Regions from separate parts of the Homo sapiens genome. Here region 1 is linked to region 2. Evidence: chromatin loops called from intact Hi-C (ENCODE). Cell type or tissue: heart left ventricle. All regions are shown on one strand. Links, peaks and the distances in the headings refer to the core of each region. The heading gives the core; the rest is flanking DNA. Region 1 overlaps CAPN10 (calpain 10). Region 2 overlaps AQP12A (aquaporin 12A).

Region 1 (10,430 bases), core at 1,359-9,358, 110 kb before region 2:
CCATGGGCTGCCCCAGGAGGGTCTCTGCTCACTCTGGGCTGCAGAGCCCCCTTCAGTTCTGAGGGTCTGGCAGCTCATTCTGTGAGTCAGGCTGACAGGCCAGGTGCAGAGATTCTTCTTTTGGGCCTGTGGATTGCCCACTCCCTGCTTTCCCTTCCCTTGTTCCAAAGCCCAGCGTGGAGTCGTTCTCCACAGAGAACATGTGTGCCGTCCTCCTTATTTTATCGGCCCCAGCAAGAAAGATGCTTCTTTATATTTGTTGTGGAGTGGTTGGGACAGGCAGACTCATTGTGTAGTCGTTGGGGAGGAATGAGGCTACCCCAGCATACCAACACTTGTGTATCACGGTGCTTGCTGGCTCAGGGGACCAGGACCCTCACCATGAGTCATAATTGAATAGCCTTCCCTCTTAGAATGCATTTGTCTTCTTGCCAAAGGCAACTGGACTGACAGGCAGGCAGGGAAGCTGGTGAACATGGGAAGGCTGGCTGGTGACATCAGTGCCCAGTGAGCCCTTCCATCCCAAGGGCTGTTTTAGGAAAAGCAGGGTTGGAGCTTGAGAGCCAAGGGATGTGGGCATCCATAGCTTCCACGCCTCCTGCCCTGCTCCTGTGCCCACACCGGATGCCAGAGAGTTTCTGTGTGTGGGCAGAGGACTGCAGGGCGCTCACGCTTGCTGTGAAGTAAGGCGTTTGAAGGTGAGGCTAAGCCTTGACTTGGTGAGGATGAGGAAGAAGGCAGAGGGGAGTAAAGAGGTGGGATTGAGGCAGCGGTTGGACGATTTGGGGTGCTACAGACCATGGGAATCAGAGAGGGGGCCATGCTCAATGCCAGAGGCTCACTCCCATGGTGATTGTGTCCCCTAGGGTCCATGGGTCCTACGAGCACCTGTGGGCCGGGCAGGTGGCGGATGCCCTGGTGGACCTGACCGGCGGCCTGGCAGAAAGATGGAACCTGAAGGGCGTAGCAGGAAGCGGAGGCCAGCAGGACAGGCCAGGCCGCTGGGAGCACAGGACTTGTCGGCAGCTGCTCCACCTGAAGGACCAGTGTCTGATCAGCTGCTGCGTGCTCAGCCCCAGAGCAGGTGAGGCACGTGGCCAGCATGGGAGGGCTGCAGCCAGCGTGCCCCCCACTGCCAGGCCTCAGGCACACTGTAGCTTTTTATGTGACTGGCTACACAGCCCTGTCAGGACTAAGTGGGAAGAAGTAAGCTTGTTCTCAAGGGTGGTGTCCTCAGTTTGTGACCTTCCCCTACTGTCCTCTTCCAGAGGGACGTGGCCCTTCTCTCCCCTGACCAGTCCTTTCCACTAGTGCGAGGCAGGAAGAGGTGGCACCGAGTCAAAGCCCACTGTCTGTGCCATCCCTGGCCCAGCTGGCAACCTGGCAAAATCAAAACCTGTTTTTTATTTTAGTGATAGATAACATTCGTTAAAAACAGTTTGTCTCCAAAAAATGAAAGGGGCCAGGTGTGGTGGCTCACACCTGTAATCCCAGAACTTTGGGAGGCTGAGGTGGGAGTATCGCTGGAGCCCAGGAGTTCAAGAGACCCGCCTGGGCAACATGGCAAGATCTCATCTCTACAAAAAATGAAGGAAAAAAATCACTTAGATGGAACCACATGTGACTTTTGAGTGCGCTCTCAGTTTTCCATGAGCACGCACGGTTTACGTGTTCCCTTCCGCACCGCTTCTCACACTGCCACACACGCGCTGTCAAATGTTCGCCCCATGAGCGGGTTTGCCACAGTCTCTTAATCATTCCCCTGATGTTGGATATTAAGATCTCTCTGGTTTTATATAATTATAAGCAGTATCAATGAACATCTTTATCATTTTTTTCATACTTAGGATTATTTTAAAAATATGGGTTAAAGAATATGAATATCACAGTAAACTGAAACAAGTTGTCATAGGCCTTGGTCTGGGTCCCCCATAAGCAGACCCTGAGATGAGGTTCAGGAGCACGTTGAGAGGTTCAGAGAGCCTGGAGGGCGTGTACTCCCCGCCAGCCCCGCTGGGGTGCCAGGAAGGACGCTGGCCTCAGAGCCTCCCACCTGGGAGTGAGGGCGCTGGTCTGGTGGGCATTAGCTCGGGGAGCTGTTGGTTTTGGGTGCTCCAGGGTGGGGTAGCGCTAAGTCCTAGCACTTCAGGCTTTAGAGGAAGCCCCCAGGCAGAGAGAGATGGCAGCTGGCACTGACTGGAGGTGCATTGGAGCCTGCTGAGGTGGCAAGGGGCCGCGGCGTGGGCGAGACTGAAGTCCTTCCAGGAGACCCTCCTCTCTAGACCGTTGCCCCGCCACAGATGTGGCCTTCCTCTCTGTTTGGCTCTTTCTTTTCTATGCCCATCTGTCTCAAGGTCTCTGGCCAGGTGGAGCTGTTGCCCCCCTGGGCCTCCATGCCTCCAGTGGGCTTCTAGCCAGGGCACTATCTGAATGTCCTACCTCTAGCAGGCTTTGCCAAGAGAAACACTCTCTAGATTTCTGGCAGTTGCAGATGCATCTGTGCAGCATGTTTGAGAACTGGTGCTGTGCCAGGCATCGTGCACAGATGGGTACGGACGATGACTGAGGCCTAGAGAAGGGGATGACTTACCCAGCACCAGACCCGGATGGCAGCCGAGTCAGGCCCCGTGTGCTTGCTCCTGGAGATGCTCCTGAGCTGATGGGTCACAGCTGCTAAGAAAGGAGCTCTCGTGGTCCATGGGGATCTGGGGTCTCCCGTGTAGCCATAGTGGGGTGGGCTGGAGCATCTCCAGAGGAGGAGGCAGAGGCCTGTGTGTCCTTGTCAGTTTGGGACTCCATGGTGCCCTTCCTGCCTGTGCCTGCGCCATTCCTCATGCAGGTGCCCGGGAGCTGGGGGAGTTCCATGCCTTCATTGTCTCGGACCTGCGGGAGCTCCAGGGTCAGGCGGGCCAGTGCATCCTGCTGCTGCGGATCCAGAACCCCTGGGGCCGGCGGTGCTGGCAGGGGCTCTGGAGAGAGGGGTGAGTGCTGGGGCCTGGACCATGCTGCTGTCGGGAGGGGGGCCCAGTGCCAGTCTGGCCTGTGTCCTGGTCACCTTCAGCTGTCAGGACTGTACTTGGCTGTCTCCAGCAAGGCCCCTGAGTCCCTGCTCTCGTGACACCATGCTTGTCTTGGCTCCAGGCAATCCTTGTGAGGCCTGGGACCAAGGTGGCCATTGGGCCTGGGGTTTCAATAGGGCAGACATCATCACGGGCTCGGGCAGCAGTCCTGGGAAGACGCATCCAGAGGCGTGAAGTTCCTCTGGGAAAAGAGAGGGCTCCAGGGTGGCCGCTGCCCAGAAGGCCCTGTGCTGCAGAGCTGCTTCGGGTGTGGGAGGGGCTGCAGAGCTGGGGCACGGGGTTGCTGGCAGGAACTCAGGGCTCTCTGGGTCCCCTCCAGGCTTCCCCCCAGCCTGCCGGCAAGTTGACACTACCAGTTCTCGGGAGGGGCTTCTGCTGAGATGAGGTTTCTTCCAGGGGTGAAGGGTGGAGCCAGGTAGATGCAGCGGTAGCATCTGAGCTCCTGTCCCAGCTCCAGGAAGGGGAGTTCTGGGTGGAGGAGGAGGAGTTCCTCAGGGAGTTTGACGAGCTCACCGTTGGCTACCCGGTCACGGAGGCCGGCCACCTGCAGAGCCTCTACACAGGTAGTGCCCCGAGGGGCTGTGCTGGGCACGTGCTCTGCCTGCCGAAGTGAGGAGGCTGGGCAGGTGCCTGGGTTCCCCCTGCCCAGGCCCAGTTTGGTTCTCTTCAGCGTGGAGAGATGATTCTGTCCCAGGAGCCGGGAGGAGGGTGATGATTCTGTCCCAGGAGCTGGGAGGAGGGTGGGCTTGTGGGAGGGGCTGGCTCTGTCTGTGGCCGTAGCTGCTGCTTAGACCCTGCCAGGGTTCATGAGGCCACCATGGCGGGAGGCCAGCGAGGAGCCGTGTCCCACAGCTGATGCCTGGTGTTTTCTCACTAGAGAGGCTGCTCTGCCATACGCGGGCGCTGCCTGGGGCCTGGGTCAAGGGCCAGTCAGCAGGAGGCTGCCGGAACAACAGCGGCTTTCCCAGCAACCCCAAATTCTGGCTGCGGGTCTCAGAACCGAGTGAGGTGTACATTGCCGTCCTGCAGAGATCCAGGCTGCACGCGGCGGACTGGGCAGGCCGGGCCCGGGCACTGGTGGGTGACAGTCATACTTCGTGGAGCCCAGCGAGCATCCCGGGCAAGCACTACCAGGCTGTGGGTCTGCACCTCTGGAAGGTAACTCAGCCCCGTCTGGCTCACGCTCGGTTCAGCAGGTGGTGTGGAGGCCCATGGAGGTCTGGGTTCTAGGACTGGCTCTGCCGGGACACATGTGACTCTGCCACGGGCCCCACCAGTCTCCCCCCTCCTTGGGCTGTTGCACGGGGTTGACGTCTGCTGGTGCTCCCAGACCCGGCTCTGACCTGAGACTGCAGGTCTTTCTGCCTTGCCGTGTGCCTCATTGGCCAAAGGAAAGCAACAGAGTCTGCAGCCAGGGCAGGACCCGCAGGAGGGGCCTGGACCCGGGGGGCTCCTGGCAGCGCCGTGCCTTTCTGAGGCAAGGAGGTAGAGCCAGCGGCTGAGGACCTGTCAGGGCCAGTCCCAGCTCTGCAGCTTGCTGTGTGACCTGGCACACATCCTCTCCCTGCCTCCCTCAGTCTCTTCCCCTGCAAGACGGGGTCCTGACACGGATCTCATGGGATTGCTCTGAGGCCCAGGCAGTCCCAGGCTCAACCACTGGTTCACAAAGTGTGTTGTTTCCAGGAAGAACAGATGGGGGCGCCTGAGGGCAAAGGGCCTGAGTGTGGGTCGAGGATATGCCGGCTGCTCGCTCAGGGGCTGGGTTTTCATCTTGTGTGTCTTGACAGGGTGTGACACTTGGCACCACACTGTTCCCTGTCCCTTCATGGATGTGGCCCACATGATGTTCCTTTCCTCTTGCAAAAGAAGTTGCTGGAAGGCCCACTGTCCAGCAGCCCCCAGGTTGCCTGGGCCACGGTGCCTTTGTGGGCCCAGCTACAAGGAGGACTTGCAGGCTCGTGTCTGGGACAGATACTGGCGCCAGGGCCAAGTGAAGCCCGGGATTGGTGGGCATCTCTAGCTGGTCCCTGAGAGAGGGTGGAGGGTGCTGACAGGCCTTGGCGCTTTCATCTGTCAACTCCAGAGGCCCTTGTGCTTGCAGCAGGGAGGTCAAGGCCAGGGCGTCTGACCCCGGCCGCTCCTCCACACTGAGCCTCCTGCACGTGCTCACAGGTAGAGAAGCGGCGGGTCAATCTGCCTAGGGTCCTGTCCATGCCCCCCGTGGCTGGCACCGCGTGCCATGCATACGACCGGGAGGTCCACCTGCGTTGTGAGCTCTCACCGGGCTACTACCTGGCTGTCCCCAGCACCTTCCTGAAGGACGCGCCAGGGGAGTTCCTGCTCCGAGTCTTCTCTACCGGGCGAGTCTCCCTTAGGTGAGAGGAACCGCGCAGTGCTGCTGGCTCTCCGAGGCCACAGGCCCTTCCAAGGCAGGATTTGGGCACTTTCCCTCTGTGGTTGGCAGGTGTCCATGTGGGAACTGAGGCCACCGGGAACCTGCTGCCAGCGCCCTCCCATGTTTGTCTTCTTGGCAGCGCCATCAGGGCAGTGGCCAAGAACACCACCCCCGGGGCAGCCCTGCCTGCGGGGGAGTGGGGGACCGTGCAGCTACGGGGTTCTTGGAGAGTCGGCCAGACGGCGGGGGGCAGCAGGAACTTTGCCTCATACCCCACCAACCCCTGCTTCCCCTTCTCGGTCCCCGAGGGCCCTGGCCCCCGCTGCGTCCGCATCACTCTGCATCAGCACTGCCGGCCCAGTGACACCGAGTTCCACCCCATCGGCTTCCATATCTTCCAGGCAAGCTCCTTGCCCCAGGGAGGGAGGGGGAGCAGAAGGGGCCCTCAGAGAATTTGCATCTTGGCCTCCATTGTCCCAACAGAGGGCTCTGGGCTCAGTCACTTGGGCTCCCCCTGCCCTTCGAGGCGCTGCCTAGAACCCGCACAGGGCCCTCTCCCATCTCCAACCTCTCAGAGGCAAGGCCGAAGATGGCCTCTGGAAGGGCCGGGGGCCTGGGAGGTGGGCAGGGCTGATCCAGGCAGGGCAGGTTTCCAGAGGAGGTGGTGAGTGGGGAGGAAGGGAGAAGTTTGGAGAGGACAGGAGGCCGAGGTTGAGACCAGCGGGGGTGGGTCGAGCCCTGGCTTGGGAACGCAGGGGGCTGATGGACTCAGGAGTGAGAGGAGGGGAGGCCCAGGCTGGCTGGCCACAGCAGCCCCTCGGGTGTGAGGAAGTCCACAGTCACTGAGCTCAGCCAGCAGCCCCTTGTCCACTTACCCTGACTCAGAATGACTGTGTCCCAAGGTTCATTCTCTGCAGACATGTGTCCCCTGGAATGCAGGGGCCCTGACGAGGAAGGCACTGCAACCCTCGGTTCACAGTGGGCTGCCTGGGGACCCTTGGACCCTCGCTGTTTGCCCTGGGCCACCGGCTCAGGTCCCCTAGAGCTCTGAGGAAAACACATGCCAGGGCCAGTGGGAGCCCTTGGGGCGGGCTGGGCAGTCACAGGTGTTAAAGCCCCTGATGATGTGACAGGCCTCCAGGCGGGGGCCCCACTGCCGGCACCTTCTGGCAAGGGTGGCCAGGCCTTGGTGAGGAGGCGAGTCCAGTGTCCAGGCCTGGCAGCCCCTCCTCAGAGAAGGGGCTGTATGTGACTCAAGAGGGCCAAGGGCATCCGAGCAGATGGCCCTGGGCTGGGCTCCCTACCCCAAGGCTGGCCCCCTCAGTCTGAGCCTGCGCTTTCCTCAGGTCCCAGAGGGTGGAAGGAGCCAGGACGCACCCCCACTGCTGCTGCAGGAGCCGCTGCTGAGCTGCGTGCCACATCGCTACGCCCAGGAGGTGAGCCGGCTCTGCCTCCTGCCTGCGGGCACCTACAAGGTTGTGCCCTCCACCTACCTGCCGGACACAGAGGGGGCCTTCACAGTGACCATCGCAACCAGGATTGACAGGTGGGGCTCTGGGACTTGGGGGCGGCCAGCTGGAGGCTGGGGTGCTGGAGTCTTAGTGCTCGCCTGTCCCCCCACGTCTCCTGCCTGCCCCTCACCCTCAAGCCCCTATCTGTCCTGGCAGACCAGGGCTGTCCTGCCTACCTGGGGACCCTTCCTTGCTGGTCTGAGCCTGGAAGGAGAGTCTAGTGGGAGGTGGGCCAGGAGCACACAGCCACTTGTGTGACAAGTGCAGTCTGGGAGCGCTGATCTGGTGTCTCTCCACAGGCCATCCATTCACAGCCAGGAGATGCTGGGCCAGTTCCTCCAAGAGGTGTGTATGCAGCCCCGCCAGCCCGGCTCACCTGCCTGGGGCTGCCTGGTGGCCTAGGGTCTACCTGCAACCTCAGGCAGGTGGTTTCTGCCTGGGACGTGAGGTGCCCTTGACTCTTCCTGTGAGAGCCCCGGGCGGTGCCTTGAAGGGCAGGGGGAGCTGAGGCTGCGTCCCATTCCCTGGCTGCACTCGGGGTGGGGTGTGAGAAGGGGCGAGTGCCACCGCTGCCCGGGCCCCCCATCTGTCTTTGCAGGTCTCCATCATGGCAGTGATGAAAACCTAACAGGGTGGCCCCCTGTGCCAGCTCAGGTGACTGGAGCCCGAGGGCCTGACAGGTTCCCAGCAGCTGGGCCGGCCAGCCTTGCACTGTGGGGGCTGGTCCTGAGTCTTGGCCTGCCTCCCAGCCCTGCCAGGAGGCTGCGGCCTAGGGGTCCACGGGAAGCCTCCGTCAGGAGAGACGCAGCCCTGGGGGCCAGCTGGTGCTGCAAGGAAGGGTGGGAAGCTTGCTGGCTTCTGTTGCGCCACTGAGACGGCAGAGACCCCAGGATCCCAGAGCTTCCCAGGATCCCTCCCAGATCCTCTGCTGACTCCATATGGAGGCCTCACACCCAGAGGGTAGGGCAGCAGATCTTCTTTATAACTATTTATTGTTCGAATCACTTTTAGGATGTAACTTTATAAATAAACATGAGCGCTGATGATTTGCAGATCAGTCTTGCTCCAGGTAGTTCCAGGCTGTGCCTGCTCTTGCCAAGCAGGCTGTGGGGAGGGCTGGGTGCCTGCCGAGATGGTGAGGATGAGGATGGCCTCTGGAGGGGCTGGGGGCCTGGGAGGTGGGCAGAGCCAACCCAGGCAGGGCAGGTTTCAGGGGGAGATGGTGAGTGGGGAGGAGGGGAGAAGTTTGGAGGGGCGGGCCCAGGGCATGCCCCAGGCCAGGGGGCTGAGGTTGAGGCTGGCCGGGGCAGGTCAAGCCCTGGTCTTGGGGGACACAGACTGATAGACTGGGGAGTGAGGGGTGGGGAGAGCCAGCGAAGGCACTGCCAAGGCTGTGGCGAAGAAGGACATCTCGGAAACGGGTGTTAGAACCGGAGTTGCGCAGAGGGAGGAACCCCAGGTTCACATGGACTGGGAGCCTTGGATCTGGACGGCTCCTCTGCCTCCAGCCAGGGTTCACCTGCGCAGTGTCCTAGGATTGTTTATTTCCCCAGGCCTCTCTCCCTCGTCCCTCACACCAAATGCTGTGATGAGAGCTGTAGTGTCACTGAACGGTGCAGAAGACAGTTCCAGACATGGGTGGGGAGGGCTGTCACTAAGCCCTTTTGTTTTAGAGACAGGGTCTTGCTCTGTTGCTCAGGCTGGAGTGCAGTGGCATGATCATAGCTCACTGCAGCCTCGACCTTCTGGGCTCAGGTGATCCTCCCTCTTCAGCCTCCCAGGTGGGTAGGAAAACAGGCGCACACTCCATGCCTGGTTAGTTTTTTCAAGTTTTGAATGCTTAGGGGTCTTAGTATGTGGTTGCCTAGGCTGGCCTCAGTGATCCTCCTGCCTTGGTCTCCCAAAGCACTAAGATTGCAGGCATGACCGCCAACCCCAGCTCTAATCCCTTTTAAATTCCATTCGCTTCCTGAGTCCCTTTGTGCCTGGGGAGACCCCGTGTATTGGTCCTTTTTCACATTGCTGTAAACAACTCTGAGACTGGTAATTTATAAAGAAAAGAGGTTTGATTGCCTCAGTTCCGAAGACTGTACAGGAAGCATGGCTGGGGAGGCCTCAGGAAACTTAGAATCATGGCGGAGGGAAAGCAGGCAGTCTGCAGGTGTCTGGAGAAGGAGGAAGAGAGCGAAGGGGAGGTGCTGTGCACTTTTAAATGACCAGATCTTAGGAGAACTCACTATCACCAAAACAGCAAGGGGGATATCCGCTCCCATGATCCAATCATCTCCCACCAGGCTCCTCCAACACTGGGGATTATAATTCGACATGAGATTTGGGCAGGAACACAAATTCAAACCATAGCACCCAGTGAGCCTGATTTGGGCCTTGCTGCCGGATCACGACCATCTCTGGAGTCCTGGTGTCTGTTCCCACTGGGACCTGTGCCGCTGTCCCCCTCTCCACGCCCTGGCCACGCCAAGCCACCCTCCTGACTCACCCACAGGAAGCTGCCCTGGCCCTGGAGCCTGCCCCGTGAGCCCCTCTGCTTGCTGGTTCAATGGCCCTCCAGCAGCAGTGGCTGTGGCAGCTGGGTTCTCGGCATCTTCAGACACGGATTCTTGAGCAGCAGGATGGGGCTCCATCTCCCTGCGTGCAGAGCCTGCCACAGATCTCCCTCATCCACTGGCTTCTGTGCTGACTTCGGATGAAGCCAGTGGTGCCGCCTATTGGGGTACAGCAACTCAGGGCGAACAGTGAGGGGCGGCTCACCAAAGAAATACCCCGCAGGGCAGTGCCCAAGCCAGAGGCTTGAGCTGGGTCGGAGCTGCCCTAGATCCCTGGGTTTGTGGGCGGACAGGTCCTGTGCAGGGCGCCTGATGGTGCAGGTTGAGGTGGGACAGTTGGGGTCAAGGTATTTCTCAGGCACAGTGCCTATGAAGGGAAGACAGTTGCAGGGACTGTGTCCATGTCAGGATAGACTGGTGGGGACCCCGTGAAGAGTTCTGGAGCAAACCCTGCCTGCAGGGCCCCACCTGGGCTGGCCAGGCCCTTATGTTGAGCATCCCTTCCCCCAGGCCCTCAGGAGCCACTGTCCCCGAGGCAGGCCCTGAAGGTGGCGGCCACACCCTCCTGCTGGGCAGCTCTGCCCAAAGGCCACAGCCAGGACCTGCTTCCCGCGTCCCAGGCTACTGCCTGAGAGGAGGCCTCGAAAGCGCAGGGTTCCGTGACTTTAGAGGCCATGGTTGGCACCCATCATCGCCCCAGTGTAGATTGGCTCCACTCGACCTGGCTGCTTTGGCCATTTGGTCTACCAGCTGGAACCATGTTCCTGGGTGTGGAAAACGCTCCCTCCGAAGCCTGCGGAGAGCCCTGAGGCCTTGTGCTTCCTTCTGATGGGAGGTTCCAGATGCAGTTGGAGGGGATGTCTGGCAGGGCTCTAACCCC
Region 2 (10,430 bases), core at 906-8,905:
GCCGTCCCTCCTCCTAGGCGAGTCCCAGGGCCACCCCATCCCACAGGGACCCGGGCGCCAGCTTCTGAAAGCATGGGGCATCTGCGGAAGAACTGGGTTGTTTCCCAGCTTTCGTCCCTGCGGAGGGGCGATCCGGCCCCTCCATGTCAGCAGTGTTTGGTCGTCCACATGCTTGTCAGCCCCACGCTGTGCTCCTGCGTCTCTTCCCGTCTCATCCATCTGGATGCTTGACACCTCTGACAGCATCCCTTTCCTGTCATCTTAGGGCAGCTTCAGGAAACCGAAAAACAGGCTTGTGTCCTTCCATTAACCCCTTTATCCACAAGTTCAGTATCAGCATGAGCCCTGGGGAGCTCCAAGGCTGCAGCCAGGAGCCCCGTAGCCAGGTGTGGACATGGGGCTATCTCCCTGGGTGTGAGCGGCCACCGGCACCTGCTGGCAGCACCCCTGAGCAGGTCATCCCGCCTCCCTGGGCCTGCCCTCCTGGGAACAGAGCTAGGACCAGTGTGGGCCTGGAGGGCCGAGTGAGGGGCAACTGTAGGCAAGCTGTAGGCACAGGGGCCACTGTCAGGAGCCACAGCAGCTGCAGGTGGTGACAGGCAGGGCCCCCTCAGGCCAGCCCTAGTGGAGCTCACACACTGTGGGTTAAATCCTTAGAGGAGTGAGATCAAACTTGAAGAGGATCTACTCTCCCCTTCTGCCCGGAACACCTGCCCTTCCCAATGACCTGGAAGGCAGGCGGGGATTTAGGAGTCTCTGCTCCTGGAGTTCTGGGAGAACGTTCGCATGAGGATTTAGCCAGGCCCAGCCTCCCACCCAGGGGCATCCACATCTTTCTTGTCCACTCACATCCCCCACCTCTACGCCAGGCCACAGCCCTGCAAGCAGCCACCCTGGGACGCCACATCAGGTCCCGGAGGAAAATGGCCACAGAAGCTCTGGGAGTGGCTCAGGACAATGTGGGGGGAGGGGAATTCCAGTCACTCATCCCAGAGGGTGGTCCAGAAGTACAAGGAACCCCACCGGCTTGCCCCCGTCCCCATGGCTGGCATACCCAGAGAGAGGGGCATGACCAGGGCGGGAAGACCAGGACCAGGCAGGAGCTGGGCCTCAGGGTTCTTGGGGCTCCTGGCCAGGCTGCCTGGCTCGCCTGTCCTGGCACAGGCCTGGGAGTGGGTGTCCTGTCTGTGTTTGGGCCCAGGAGCCCCGCGGCCCACCTGGGACCTGCCTTCTCTTGCAGGGATGGTCCTGGCTGTGCTGCTGCACCAGGGCCGCCTTCCCCACCTTTTCCAGAGGAACCTGTTCTACGGCCAGAAGAACAAGTACCGAGCACCCCGAGGGAAGCCGGCCCCGGCCTCAGGGGACACCCAGACCCCTGCAAAGGGGTCCAGTGTCCGGGAGCCTGGGCGCAGTGGTGTTGAGGGGCCACATTCCAGCTGAGTGGCCTTGCTCTGTGTGAGCCCCGTGCGAGGGCCCTGCTTGTAGCTGGACCCTGGAACCTTCTGTAGCTAAGAGGGAATCCTGGCCCCCTCCCCAGAAGCCATTTGTCAATAAACCATTTCTAAGACCTGTGTGTCCCCCTGGGCCCGAGAGAGGCTTCTGGAGGGGCAGGCAAGGGTGTGCGGCAACACGGTGAGGCTGGTCCGAGTCTCCTCATCTCCCGCGGGCTCCTTCCTGCCTCTTGTTACAGAAGAAGCAGGAGAGGAAAGGGCAGGATGACAGGGAAGAGCCCAGGGAGTCCGCCAGGTCCCAAGTCTGCCAAGATGATGCTGCAGCCCTGGACATGCCCGGGAGGGAGCCCACAGCCACGGAGGCCTGAGACCCGATGGGATGCTGAGGATAGTGCTGGAGCCTGAGGCTGTAGGCTTGTGAACTAGGCACAGGGCACCCAGTCCCACGGGCCCTGAGTTCGCGACCGTCAGGACCATGGTCCGCTCGCCGCCCAAAGCCAGGTCAATCACTGAGACCTTGGTGGCAGAACTGGGACCTGGAGGCATGGCACCTCCAGCCATTTCCTTCCCAAAGAACAGAGCCGGTCTGGAAACTTCCACCCAAAGGAGATAAGGGCCCTCTGCTATGGGTCCTGCTGCCCCACCCAGAGGGAGGGAGTGAGGTGGCCGGTGCTCCTGCCACAGGCTGTACCCCGTCCTCTGGTGGGCAGCAGCCCTGGGCCCAGCCGCTCTGCTATGGGGGAAGGACGAGAGGAGAAAGCAGGGAGATGTCCTCGATGCGGGGGGCTACGGGACACCCCAACCCCAGTGAGACCTCCACCCCGGCCAGCGTCCAGGCTCTTGACACCATCGTGAGAAGGAATTCAGGGGCGAGTTGGCAAATAGTGAAAGACCAGAGATTTCCTGCGAAGCCCAAAGCTCCCACTGGAGAAAGGGAGTGTGGCGCCCTCTAGAGTCCCGTCCCGGGCAGGGGCGCTGGGGCTGGAGGAATCCACAGGATTCCTGGAAAACGTGGAGATGTCTCAGAGCTGCGGCGCCGCCCACTTCTTACACCAAATCTGGGTGTTCTGGAGCCATCACGCGCTGGTGGGGGTGTGACGAGTGTGCTAATGAGCGCACCGTGAGGTCGCGGGAGACACCGGGGCACAGCCAGAGCCCTGTGGGGTCCAGGCGGTCTCAGCCAGCACGGCCACACCCCGGTGTTTTGGGTCCTGTCAGCCACTCGCTGCTGCAGGGTTTCCTTTTGCTAGAGATGAGAAGGGGCTGCCTGGAACTTCCACTCCCCTCTGACCACCCTGTATGATTCCCGTCTCATGGTGCGTGGGCTTCTCCCTGGGGATGCCGGTGAGGCCACGTTTTCCTGGACGAGCGTTTGGTGGAGGGAGAGAAAGAAGAATCCTCTCCCCTCCCGGAGGTTGCCCCTTCACACACACACCCTCCTCCCCGAAGCTGCCCCTTCACACACACACCCTCCTCCCCGCCAGAAAGCCCCCTCCCACACAGGCAGAGAGCTGGCTCTTTCTGGAGCCCCAGGCTCCTCTTCCCTGCTGTGGACTGGAGACAGGAATCCCATGGGACAGGCCTGAGAGCCAGTCCTGTGTGGCATCCAGAGGCCCCGATGGGGCTGCCAGACCCTGCCAGGCAAAGGGCTGCTGAGCACACAGGGGAGCCGATGGGGTGGGGCCAACCAGCTCCCCTCACAGACGTTCTGCGTGGGGGCCTGGCCATGCCTGGGTGTCACATGGCAGCAGAAGCAGCAGCAGGGGTTGGAGCCCCAGGAAGGAGAGGGGATCCTCCTCCGGTGGCAGCACGAGGCCCCTGGGTGCCGGAGGTGTGTCTGTTTTGCCACCAGTGCCTGCAGCCTCTGCACAGATCCTTCCAGGAGTGGAGGTCCCGGTGCTCAGGCAGTAACTGTATCAGTAACTGAGCATGGGAGGAGCAGACACAGCCTTATCCCAGTAACATAACCAGGAAGCTGTTAGAATTACTCCAGCTTAGAATCTCTTTCTGACAATCTCGAAATTCTCAGCAAAATCCACAAACCCTGAAGCAAGGGCCACTGCATTGGACAGAAACAAGCACAATTTTCCTATAAGATGTTGGAGTATCCAGGTATTAATGCAGAAGTTTTGAAATTAATTTTTCTTACAGTTGAAGATACACTGATGGAATCCACAAACAGATGTTGTAAGTTGTGTGCAATCGTGAATTCACCTTCAGTCTCTCCTATGAGCTCCACAAGCACAGGAAACGTCCGAGGAAACATAATCACGATAGATTTGCATCTACAAGCACACTCAAACTTCTGCGAAAGTCATCTGTCTGAAGCGCGGACAGTTTTGGGACTAGCCGCTCATCTGCTCTCGATGTGCTGAAATCTGCGCCTCCGGTGGCTCCGCAGAGCAGCTTCCCAGGTCGCCACAGCCTATGAGACACTCCCAGCAGCTCCGCAACGTTCCCTCTGCAGAAAGAGCCTTCTCCACATTAAAAACTGCCAAAGTGACTTGGAATCGTGCATCTGCCTCGGGCAACCTACCTGCGTTTCAAGTAGATGAAAAGAAAAGCAAGTTGGTAAAATCAGGTTTCCCGTAACTACTGAAGGATGTGCAGAAAAGGGAGCCGGGACGGAGCAGTTTCGGCTGGGGCTCCTGGCCACCGTCGCCCGCCCTGTGGGGTCCCATGTAACAGGGGCTGAGGGCGCGCCCTTCTGCTCCAGGGCCCTACGGATCCCCGCCCGCCTCTGAACACGACCCACATTTTCCCTTGGGCCTGGGCCTGCCGCGCGAGGCCGCCTGGCCTGCAGCTCTGCTCCCCAAGGGCGTCCCGGATCCCACACCCGCTCCGGGAACTGGCGCAGGTACAGACGCCTGGCGAACTGCAGCTCTGGGGTGGCCAGGTCCTGGCAATGGCGGCGGGTGGCCTGGTCCGGGTCTGGCCGCAGCCGGTAGCCCAGGATGGGCGCCAGGCCGTGCTGCTGCGGCGCCAGCCGCGGGTCACGCTCCGCGCCCGGCCCTGAGGCCTCGCCATACAGGAGGCAGGTGCGCGCCTACCGGGCCCGCAGCGCCACCACCTCCGGCCGCAGCCCCCCTGGCACCCAGCCGCGCCCACAGCGTGAGGTTCAAGTGTGCACAGAGCGCCAAGTCCAGCGCGTTCTAGGCGCGCGCCCTGCGCTCCACGCGCTGCTCCAGCGGCTCCTGGGCGAAGGCCGCACGCCACTGGACGGGGAAGGTCACCAGGTCATCCAGGCCCCAGCACAGCGCGGCGCAGCAGCCCCAGGGACTCATCCAGGTGCTGGGCAATCAGCCCCAGATCGAAGCGCGTGGCCACCGCTTCCACCCTCGGGGCCAGGCGGCGGCGCACTGTGGTCGAAGCCCAGGTCGAAGGCCATGAAGTTGAGGCCCTAGTGGCTGTCTGGCCGTCGGGGTTCATAGAAGGTGCGGGTGTGGCCCTGGAAGTGGCGCAGGCTCCGGGCTTGGGCTCTCTGGCGAGGCCATCTTGTACCAGGAGAAGGTGGACTCCAGGACGCGGGCCGGGTCCCGCAGGGTGGTGAAGGCGGTGTCTCCGGGCAGGACCCGCCACACCTGTTGGGGAAGGGCCTGTGTGCCTAGGAGGGCTGCTGGCTCTGGGGACGCTCCAAGGGCTCCAAGGCAAGCAACTGGGAGTGAGTACCCTCCACCCAGCCCCCCAGCCCCCTCTGCAATGGGACGGGATCCACCGGGCTTTGCCTCGGAGGGACCTGAGTGGGCTGTGGAGGTCGCCTCCAGTGGCATCCTCGCAAAGGCGGTTAAATTATTGGAGAGGGCTGCAGGGTCCCAGGGTCTGGGGAATAGGGACCAAAGCTGGCCATGTCCAGGGTGTCAGCCATTCCCCTCTGTAGGCACCAGAGGCCGCTTCCTCTCCACAGTGGCCCTGGGTCAGGATCTGCCGCAATGGCCATGCCCTGCCTGGCCTCTTGCTCCCAGCCCCCTACCCTCTCGTAGAGCCTCCTCAGCTACTCAGGAGACCCTTCCTCTCCCTCCCTAGGACCTCCCTCCTCCCACCCCTCTGACCTCCACACAAAGTGTTCTCACCCAACCCCGTGGCACTCCTACCTGCCACCATGGTCACCACCTCACTGCTCTCCTGGTCACTGTGGTCACCTCCACACTGCACTCCCCCCATCTCCATGGTCACCTCCCCACTGCACTCTCCCGTCACCATCGTCACCGCCACAGTGCACTCCCCCCACCACCATGGTTACCTCCCCCGTCACCATCGTCACCACCCCAATACACTCCCCCCATCTCCATGGTCACCTCCCCACTGCCTCCTTGCCATGGCCGGGGGTGCCCTGCAGAAGCCGTGAACTCTGCAGCTCCCAACTGAACTCGGAGTCCCCATGTCCCCCACCCCAGTCACCACGAGACCAAGTCTGTCTTATGTCCTCAGGCTCAGGACTGCCACCCAGGCAGCCAGGCCAGACACGTGGGGGTCACACTCACCCCTGCCCTCCCCTGAAATCTCACCACCCCTAGGGTCCTCCCTGACCTTGTTCCCTCTGGCGGCCCAAGCCCAGGCCGCCCCCTGTCTCCCACGTTCCCGCATTCCCTCCTAATTGGTCACCCCTCCAGTCTTGCCCCTCTTGTCCAGCCCCATCTAAGTCACACTGAAATCTCACTGTGCCCGTTTTCCTCAAGACCCTCCTTGGCTCCCCGAAACCCAGGGGCTGAAGTCCAGGCTTTCAGACAGGGTCTGCAGGGTGACTGCCAGGGGACCTCAGTACATCTCTGAGTGTCCACTTCTCATGGCTGAAATGACCTGGGTTCCAGGGGATGTCATCAGTGAGCCCACTTAGCTGCTGCCTCAGCCGGGCAGGTTGCTGGGAAGTTGCCTCCTCAGAGGGGTTAGACCCAGCCTTGCTACCGAGCCTCATATCTGCCTCACCTGGGCAGACCGACCCTCTTATCAGGGCCCACACCTGCCCTGTGTTGGTGTCTTTAAGTGTAACCTTTACAGCTTTTGGAGACACTGTGATCTAGCTAAAGGAGTGACTCCCAAATGGTGGAACTGTGCATGAGGGAGAGAGGGATTTGGAGAGCAGTGCTTCCTAGGCAGGGGCTGGCCTCCAGGAGGGCTGAGTGCCCATGATTCATATGGAACACCCGCAGGCTCCTCCAGCTCGGGAGATCAGCAGCACAGACTTTGGGGTGGAAAAGCAGGCAGAGGGGTCAGGCGCATGCCTGCCTGGGCAAATATTGGCTTGTGGCCTTGCTTTCCTGGGCTGGGAGCCCATAAGGCACAGGTGGCCCTCAGAGAGGCCCTGGGGAAGGTCGTGCTTCTCCTGGGGGATCCCCACCAGGGTGGGCTGCAGGATGGGGACCCTGTTCGGCACCTGCTGGGGATGGATACACGGGGCATCCTGGTCTCCAGGCAACAGCTGAGGGAGGAGGGGAGCCTGCTTGGAGGAGGAGGCTGGCGATAACACTGACCTGGCCACCGCGCAAGAGGGGCAGGGCTCAGGGGCCAGGGATGGGGCCTACCCTCTGCTGAAGCCCCCAGATACAGCACCTCAGCTTTCTCTGCCCCACCCAACCCTCAGCTCCCTGGGATGGGTCTCACCTGACCATTGTGAGGCAGGAAGTGAGGCTCTGAGACACAGAGGGTTTTGCTCCGGGTCACTCAGCAGTGAAGTCGGCCGGTGCTGAGGGTTCTAGGAGGGGCTGTTTCCTCCCTGTCCTTGGCCCTCAGGACACCATCTTCCCCGTTCCTTCCATGCCTTGGCCCCAGACCTCCAGCAGTCTGTCCAGTGCAGCGGGTGGGGAGGAGGGGCTGGCCTGTGCTCATCGGGGTGCCCATGCTGCAGCTCCCTGGGTGTCTGAGGTTTGCTCAGTGACCACTGTGGCCACTCAGGTGGCTCCAGCAGGTCCTGTCCAGCCAGAGAGCAGAGTCGTCCCACCACGGGGGGTGTGGCTAGCGGGGGCCCTTCTGTGAGGTTCGGCCAGACCCCACTGCACCTCCCTCCACAAGCCCTTGACCATGCCTCTCTGACCCCCTCTCCCAACCCTCCCACCCTGACCCTTCACTTCTCCCCACTCCCTCCCACTGTGCCCCAACCCCAGCCCTCTAACTCACCCCTCTCTCCCTGACACCCTCCAGAACTCTCTGTGCATGAGGGAGTGCCCCCCAAACAAGCCCCTCCCCAGCCCAGCCCCCCTGATTCCTCCTCTTTAGATCCTCACCACCTACACCCTGTTTCTGGGGAGTTTTCCCATCAGCTGGGTCTGCCAAGGACTGTGACACTGGGGTCTGTGTGGGGCCGTGGCGACTTCTGTGAGAAACACCGAGCTGCCCCCAGGCGGCTCTGCCATGTGGCGCTCCCGCCGGACGCAGGCGCGGGGCTGCCGCTGCTCCCGGGCCTCCATGTCGTCAGTCAGGTGGGTGCCCCACATTCCCGTGGGTGTGCAGAGGCTTCTCACCGCGGCTTCAGTCCGCAGCTCCCTCACAACACGCGGTGCAGAGCATCTTTCCTGTGCTTTCTGCTCTCTGTGTGTTTTCTTTGATGAGGTTTGTTTGGATTTTTTACCTCCTTGCTCTCTGTGTGTTTTCTTTGATGAGGTTTGTTTGGATTTTTTACCTCCTTTTTAATTGAGCTCTTTGTTTTCTTGTTGCTGAATTTTAAGCATTCTTCCTATATTTGGATGCCAGTCCTTTGTCCGGTGTGTATTTTGCAAAGATTTTCCTCCACGTCTGTGGCTTTCCTTACATTCCCTTTGCAGAGCAAACCATTTTAAATTTTATACAGTCCATCTTACTGATTTTCTCTTTTATGGATCATGCTTTTGGTGTTTTATCTAAATAATTCAGAGCCTAACCGAAGATCACCCAGATTTTTTCCAATGTTTTCTTCTAACGGTTTTGTAGTTTTGCGTTTTACGTTTAGGTCTGGGATTCCTTTTGGCTGAACCTCTGTAGAAGGTGGGAGGTCTGTGACCACATCCTTCTGGTGCTTTGTGTGTGCCTCCTTCTGCATGTGGGCATCCGTTTGTCGGAGCACCTTCTGCTGGAAAGACTCCCCGTCTCCACTCACTTGCCTTTGCTCCTTTGGACCAGTTGGCGCCATTGGTGTGGGTCTCCTCTGGGCTCCCTATTACTCTGTTTGGTGCACCGATAGGACCAGTCTTGTGAATCCTGCATGATCCTGACTATGTAAGCCTTACAGTAAGTCAGGAAGTCAGGTCATGTGAGTCCTCCAACTTTGTTCCTCAGTATTGTGTGCCAGCTGACGGATCACAGGCTTCTTGATTTTGAGAGGAGAGCTTCATTTCTTACGAAGGGTTGCAGCCTGCAGCCTGGCCATCGCAGGCTGGGAAGCATAGCCTCTGGCAGAAACTGGAAAAAGGCACTTTAACAGTGGGAAGTGGGAGAGGAATCTATGCTGAACAGGTTGTCTACATACACATATTGAACAGAATTTAGGAGGAGCTATGAATATTCATGAAGCGGGAAGCACACGCACACATAGTAAGCACACATGCCTGCTACATGCATGTTCCCTTTGGGGCAGAGACTTTCATTTCAGTGCATTAATAGTAGGCCCCAGCCAGGAGCAGTGGCTCGCGCCTGTAATCCCAGCACTTTGGGAGGCTGAGGCGGGTGGATCACCTGAGGTCAGGAGTTCGAGACCAGCATGGCCAACATGATGAAACCCCATCTCTACTAAAAATACAAAAATTAGCCGAGTGTGGTGGCACATGCCTGTAATCCCAGCTACTTGGGAGGCTGAGGCAGGAGAATCACTTGAACCCAGGAGGCGGAGGTTGCAGTGAGCCGAGATCACACCGTTGCACTCCAGCCTAGGCAATAAGAGCGAAACTCTGTCTCAAAAAAAAAAAAAAAAGAAAAAGAAAATGTAGGCCCCTGTATGTCAAGAGGTGACACAGAGGACACACGGCCAGACCAGTCCATGGTCCGTGGTCTCTTACTGGGAAGAGATGCTAGTTGGTTGTTGTATTGAAACCAGAAAAAGGGATCAGGGGTCTGGCAAGTCTTTCAAAAGGGCTGGTTTCTGTTCCCCAATTAGGAAAGAACGTCCAGTGGCAGTTGGTGAGGAAGAGGGTATAACAAGGTGTGTCTGGCCTCCTGTCCCATCGTGGCCGGGAACTCAGCTTTCAAGGTTTCTCTTGGGTCCCCTTGGCCAAGAAGGGATCTGTTCAGTCAGTTGGAGGCCTTACAACATGATTTTTGTTTCTCATGTGTTGGCTATTCTATGTCTTTCCCCTCTGCGTATAAACTTCAGAATCAGTGTGTCAGTATCTGATTAGCTTGCTGGGATTTTGACTGGGAATGCATTGAATCTATAGCACCAACTAGGAAAAACTGACATCTTAACAACACTGAATCTTCCAATCCGTAAGCACAGAATGTCTCTCCATTCCTTTAGATGTTCTTCGATTCTTTTCAGAAATGTTGTAGTTTTCTACATACAGATCCTCTACATATTTTATTTGATTTATACTTACTTATTTCTGTTTCTTTTTTAATGCTATTATAAAAGGCATTTTTATTTAAAATTTCAATGATTTATTGCTGGTTTATAGGAAAGCAATACACAATAGTTATAAATTATTTAACTTTTGTGTATTAATTTGTATCTTGTGGCCTTGCTGTACTCACTTCCTAGTTCCAGGAGTTTTTTTTCTTTTTTTGTCAATTCTTTGGCATTTTTTACACAGAAAACTCTATCGTCTGCAAAGAAAGATACTTCCATTTCTTCCTTCCCAGCCTGTATACCTCTTATTCCCTTTCCTTGTCTGGTTGCACTTAGAATTTCCAGTAGGATGCGGAAAGGAGTGCTGAAAGGGAACACCATCACCCTCCCTCAGTCTAAGCGGGGGAGCTGCCAGTTTCGGGCGTTAAGTGTGATGCCAGCTGCGGGATTTTGTATATGTTCTTCACCAAGCTGGGGAAATTCCCATCTCTTTCTCGTTTTTCCTTCTCACC

What was found. Peaks named below come from ENCODE experiments on the same cell type or tissue, not always from the same donor. Only the 100,000 strongest peaks of a DNase experiment are listed, where the experiment ranks them.
Region 1: it touches region 2 in a loop (3.0-fold over the local background); 6 of 110 quality-filtered maps call a loop at or near these places.

What each region holds. Positions count from the first base shown.
Region 1 is chr2:240,591,067-240,601,496 of GRCh38, forward strand. CAPN10 (calpain 10) reads left to right here. Exons shown (of 12, transcript NM_023083.4): 4 at 867-1,084; 5 at 2,840-2,981; 6 at 3,477-3,643; 7 at 3,958-4,238; 8 at 5,253-5,455; 9 at 5,615-5,876; 10 at 6,822-7,021; 11 at 7,286-7,331; 12 at 7,585-8,038. The coding sequence ends at 7,614. Among named protein-coding and RNA genes, the nearest start is that of CAPN10, 9.5 kb to the left of the region's middle. In heart left ventricle, for the core only: a CTCF peak has its summit at 4,797; DNase peaks (open chromatin) are centred at 3,025, 3,865, 5,175, 5,555 and 4 weaker places; H3K27ac peaks cover 2,172 bases.
Region 2 is chr2:240,696,917-240,707,346 of GRCh38, forward strand. It overlaps AQP12A (aquaporin 12A), which reads left to right. Exons shown (of 4, transcript NM_198998.3): 4 at 1,241-1,567. The coding sequence ends at 1,440. Among named protein-coding and RNA genes, the nearest start is that of AQP12A, 10 kb to the left of the region's middle. RefSeq lists an enhancer at 1,535-2,318. In heart left ventricle, for the core only: no CTCF peak of the experiment used is centred there; DNase peaks (open chromatin) are centred at 4,875 and 6,705; H3K27me3 peaks cover 3,608 bases.